Regions from separate parts of the Mus musculus genome. Here region 1 is linked to region 2. Evidence: chromatin loops called from intact Hi-C (ENCODE). Cell type or tissue: left cerebral cortex. All regions are shown on one strand. Links, peaks and the distances in the headings refer to the core of each region. The heading gives the core; the rest is flanking DNA.

Region 1 (2,928 bases), core at 204-2,703, 240 kb before region 2:
ATTCACAAAGGAACTCACACAATATGTACTCACTGATAAGTGGATATTAGCCCAGAACCTAGGATAACCAAGATATAAGATACAATTTGCTAAACACATGAAACTCAAGAAGAATGAAGACTGAAGTGTGGACACTATGCCCCTTCTTAGATTTGGGAACAAAACACCCATGGAAGGAGTTACAGAGACAAAGTTTGGAGCTGAGACTAAAGGATGGACCATATTCAGGGATCCATCCCATAATCAGCTTCCAAACGCTGACACCATTGCATACACTAGCAAGATTTTATCGAAAGGACCCAGATGTAGCTGTCTCTTGTGAGACTATGCCGGGGCCTAGCAAACACAGAAGTGGATGCTCACAGTCAGCTATTGGATTGATCACAGGGCTCCCAATGGAGGAGCTAGAGGAAGTACCCAAGGAGCTAAAGGGATCTGCAACCCTATAGGTGGAACAACATTTTGAACTAACCAGTACCCCGGAGCTCTTAACGGACATTTGTATGTGAAACTACTATCTGAATGCACAACAAAGTAATATTAACTTTTATACTGAAGCTTAAATTTTGACTGTGCTGACTAAATGAATATGCAGAGGTCACATTTCAGTACTCATTTCTGATACCAAATTCTCTAATTCCAAGTGTAATATTTTTTGGAATATGCACCATTTTACCTACAGAAGAGAAGATAGGACTGGTTATATGGAAGACACTCAGTAGTTTAAGAATGAGTGAGGGAGTAATTGCTTATAAACTTGTTTAAAATATGTTGTTTTGTGTTAATAATGTGATATATCTTATAAATGTGATTGTAAAACAAGTACCTAGCCTGATAGGTGACTTAGGTGAAGAGTAATTGTCTAGCCACTAGAAGCTATAGATTCAGCAATGTATAATTGCTAACAACAAAAGTCATCTCACTAAACTAATCTATTATGTGGAATCTTTAAGAAATAATGAGCACTTATAGTCAAAGCAATAACATAGCTCTAAAAAGGGTGTATATAGAAGCTGGCCACTTCAAAATTTTTTAAGTTCGTAGTAAAATGTTATCTCTTTGCTATCCTGAAGTCTTCCTTGCCAGTTTCTTCTCAACATATGTGAAGATTCAGGAGATTGCTCTTCTGAAATTCTTAAGAGATTGTCTGACATCTAGTGGGCACTCACTAAATACTTGCTTGCTAAGTTACATTACAAAACATAGAGGGAGATGAAGGAAGAGATCAGTCCCCACAAAATATAAACATCTTAAAATGTCTCTCAGGTAGAAGGAAGTGGTGGATGCTTTAGCAGCTTCTAAGGTAAACACCTGAAACATGGGTCCCTCCATGTGTACTCTTTGGTTGGTGATTTAGTCCCTGGGAGCTACTGGTGGTTCATATTGTTGTTTCTCCTAGGGGGCTGCAAACCACTTCATTGGGTCCTTTCTCTAACTCCTTCATTGGGGACCCTGTGCTCAGTCCAATGGTAGGCTGCGAAGATCCACTTCTGCATTTGTCAGGCACTGGTGGAGCCTTTCTGGAAACAGCTATATCAGGCTTCTCTCAGTAAGCACTCGTTGGCATCCAAATAAGTGTCTGGTGGGTGATTGTATATGGGATGCATCCCCAAGTGGGGTACTCACTCCTATGTATTTATTCTCTAGTTTTTAAAATTATCTAATTAAGTACAATTAGTGCTGCCCATATAAGCATGAGTGCAAAGGCTTCCACTGACTCATGGACAATCGACTGGGAGACACACTGCTGAAGAAACTCTTCCCCTAGCAGTCACCAATTGCCAGAAACTACTTAGTCAGGCATGGAGGATCCTCAGCCTCTCCCAACCATGCTGTTTTAATGGCTGACTCTTTCCAATGTCTTGTACAAGTTGCTGTAAGTTCATGGGCAGAAGAGACAAGCCACATCAGAAGGTAGTTTGCAGTATTCTCCTTGAACCTTTAACTGTAGGAATATTTTTGCTTATTCTTTTAGTAGTGTTTGACAAGCTTTTGTGGTTTATGTTTATAATGTTCCATTTGGGGACCAAGCATAGACTGTTTGTTTTTGGCTTTTTTTTTTCAAGTTGTTGGGCATTCAACTCCTTTTTTAAAATTTTCTCTGTCAACACTATCCAAACTAAAGTATCCTAATAGAAAATAAATCAATATATATAACTAAGTTTATCTCTGTTGTTCAAATTCTATGGCTATCCATTCTTCATAGTCTTAAAAAATGTGTACAGATGCAAGCATAAGTAATAAGAGCACTCTAATAGTAAGTTGAATGTATGCTAGTGTGTTTCTGAGAAATGATAAACTTCCTGATGTGTGATTCTATGACATGGATGAAACACTAGAGTATTAGAAATAAACATATAAATCAGATTTATGGGGAATTGATTTCCCTTCACACTAAAATACAAATTCGTGTGCTTTATCATTTGATGAAAGCATCAACTTCCAAGTTACAATCTGCAACCAGACTTTGCCTATTTTGTGGTTTTGCTTTGGTTTGGTTTGGTTTTTTCTGCCCTACTTCAATACCTTTCCACCCCTTCAAAAACCCTAACACTAGAAAAGAGATAAAAACTACTTTTTGCTGTTTAGGGGTATAGAGTTTCTTGGGGCATGTTTGGTCTTCACTGTCAGGATATCTAACTTGTTCTTCCTCTTTGTGCACTACTACTTTAAAAGCACAACCAACAGTAACCAACAGTAACTAACTATTAACAATCTGCCCTCCAGCTCTTGGGGCCTTAACATTTATATACCTTCTGCAAAGTACACAGAATTCTAAATGTCACACAAACTATATGGTGTGGGCAAAATCATGCCCCTGCTAGAGCATGAGGCAAATCATAAATAGCTGCCTAGGGAAATCTGAAGCATCCTGATATCCCACACCGGAAATTAAAACAAAAACATATTCTTAGAATATTTTTGTGT
Region 2 (2,928 bases), core at 279-2,778:
CTGAGGCATCTATCTATTATGTTCCTTTCTTTTACAGTCTAAGTTTTGACAGAGATCTGAACTTTTTATATTCTTCAAAGTTTCTAGAAAAAAAAGTTTGTTCCAAGTCTCAACTGACAGTATCTAATTAAGCTTTTTTTTCTCCTTAGCTAGCCTCAGGAAAGACATTTAAAAGATACAAGAGCAACAAATACAAAAGTACCCACTAATGACTGATAGATAATCACCTGTTTTGTCTTTGAAACCTCCATTCTGGAATTCCAGAGGATAATTTTCACCCCTTAAAAAGCAACATGTGTTATGTACTATTGTTTATAGGTGCCTGCTCACTAAGGAACAATGCAATTAATTGTTGTCCATCCCTTTATTTGGGCATCTGTGATCCATCTGTACAGCACACACAGACTCCAGCACAAATAATAATTCTGTGGCTTTCTCTTTTCTCAGATTTTTCTGTATTTTGGTCCATGCTTTCTTTTACCAAAAAAAAAAAAAAGTGCCTATGTCATATTTTAATCATACTGTTTAAGCCTAATTTATTAAAATTCTTATATAGGTTAAAAGGCTGACTTTACAAAGGCACCTGTATTCTTATTTTTAAGGAAAAAAATTGGCTAATTTAATTTAGGGTCTCACTAGTTCAGTATGAAAGAAGCGAAGTTGTCATCCATGCTAGAAATATACAAACATTTTTAGATCTATTTTCACCTATTTACTCTGTGTTGATTTGTTGGTAGGTATACTTGAACATTTCTAGTTGCCCTTTTTATTTTACTTTTCTTTGAGGGAGGATATGATAATGACAGCACAGTCTGTGAGCATTACAAGGACAATGCTTGGCAAAGGTACATGGAGGAACTTTTCAAAGTGTTCCTCTTGTCAGCAGTATCCTAGACAGTTGTAAGATGTTATGAAGGATTCATTAATAAAGTCTGCATGAAGTGGAATAGGCTTGATACTTTATAGATACCACGTACCCCATTTATCTGTGTTAACTGGCTGAAATCTTTTGTGCCTGGCTAGTGCATAATTAACATGTCACTATAAAACTGCTCAGCGTTTGGAAGAATAAATTCACATTCCATTAAATAAGGATCATCACCACTTTAATGGTCTGCATGTTGCATTTTAATAGCCGTATAAGTAACCAGAAAATTAAATAGGTCTTTTATCTAATATGCATTTTCACATTTAAGAGTACTCCTTGCAAAAGATAACTGGGTTGGCTGCAACTGATCAGGGTCCATTAATGTGAGATGGCTTGTGATGCAGTACATTTTCTAATACCCGGTGTGTGGAAATGTTATGCAAATTATTTGTAAATGTGAAACCCTCAAGAGCAAAGCTGCATTAACTGTTCCTATTGCGAAGGTACGGTCAATAATTCACAGCCATCAATAGCCGAACTGAAAATAAATTGTTTCTGTGCAGTTGCAAACTGCAGTAGAAATGGAAACAGCACCATCTTCTGGATTTCAGGAGCTTAGAGCGGCTCATGAACTGCTGCTGGTCGTTGCTTTCTTTGGTCAAAGTTCCAAATGATATTCAGAGTTGCATGTGAACGCTGTTGTAAAACACTTTACAGTCTGCTTTAAAATTCTAAAACATGAAGGTGTATATAGTTTCTAACTAAACTGTGCATGAATAAGACATAAGCATTTTTATGGTTTAAAGTTTTATATATTATTCTCAGTTACATCTTCCAGTACAATAAATGTGATATTTGACCTAGATTGTTTTAGTTCTTCATTGCCATTGCAAATTTATAAAAGTCTCAAAGTGAAATAATAAATAAAACAACCATTTTGGGGAAAAAGTAAAACAAATTATATATATATATATCGTCTATAAATACACCCACTGTGCTCCACTGTAATGCAAAGTGAATGAATAAATAAATAAATTCCACAAAAACAAATGCGAGAATGAGAAATTGGCTAAGACTTTCATAGTTAAGACCATAATTTAATCATCTTTTCTCACTAATCATTAGCTCTGAGGTGACGAGCTATTCAAATGTCAGTCTCCTTTACTGTCATCATAATCTTAGTGGAAATATGGATCTCATGAATATGACTTGTCAATACAAGTAGTACATTTAAGATACTTTTATTTTTCCTGTTATGAGAAAATCAGAAAGTTTGAGGACAGTGGATGAAGAAACAAGATCGAAGGTCTATTAAGCTTGGTACCATGAGAATGCTGAAGGAGGTGGAGATTTTCTACCCTGTGTCCTTCGTAAAATTCTACCTCGCCTCTGCTTTCTCTCCATGATGTGGCCCTCTAACTTTGTATTCCTCTTCTCCCGTCCTCAGTCCTGGCAGTCCTCTCCTTTATGGGTTACTTGGTATGCTCGATAACATAAGTCTCCTCAGCTACTGAACTCAAGCAGTACATTTTAGGCCAATCTAACCTGCGGCTTCTACTCTGTGTGGGCTGAATGGTCCAGGACAATTGTTGACCAATCATCAAACTCTGGTAGGTTCACACAAGACCCTAAACTTGATTCTTAATCTTCTTGATGTTTTCTTCTAATGCTTAGTTTTAACCAGCTTGCAACTATCGACATCCCCAAACCATTCCATGATACCAAAAGTAGGTTTTGGCATTCATTTTTCCCTTCTCTTTCTTCAAGGAAATTTGTTTCAGATGAGGTTGTAAAATAGGACTTGAGATGTCTCAGGGGTTAAGAGCTCATACTGTTCAAGAGAAGGCATGTTTTCGAATCTTTGAAGCCTCATATTCATGAGGACCACTAACATCAGTTAACTCCAGATCCACAGTGATCTAACACTTCTGGCTTCCATGGATGTCTGCCCTTATATGGATGAATCCACACACAGACACACACACTCATATACATGATTAAAATAAAATAAAGTTTAAGAAAGAAAAAAAAGCATAAAAACATCAGGTGTAAATATAAGG

Evidence for each region. A loop is a pair of places that touch in the nucleus more often than their neighbours do. Peaks named below come from ENCODE experiments on the same cell type or tissue, not always from the same donor. Only the 100,000 strongest peaks of a DNase experiment are listed, where the experiment ranks them.
Region 1: it touches region 2 in a loop (7-fold over the local background); 3 of 42 quality-filtered maps call a loop at or near these places.

What each region holds. Positions count from the first base shown.
Region 1 is chr15:19,039,127-19,042,054 of GRCm38, forward strand. No RefSeq gene overlaps it. Among named protein-coding and RNA genes, the nearest start is that of Gm35496, 140 kb to the right of the region's middle. In left cerebral cortex, for the core only: a CTCF peak has its summit at 1,172 (motif pointing left); a DNase peak (open chromatin) is centred at 1,150.
Region 2 is chr15:19,275,182-19,278,109 of GRCm38, forward strand. No RefSeq gene overlaps it. Among named protein-coding and RNA genes, the nearest start is that of Gm35496, 91 kb to the left of the region's middle. In left cerebral cortex, for the core only: a CTCF peak has its summit at 1,463 (motif pointing left); a DNase peak (open chromatin) is centred at 1,388; H3K4me3 peaks cover 386 bases; H3K27ac peaks cover 223 bases.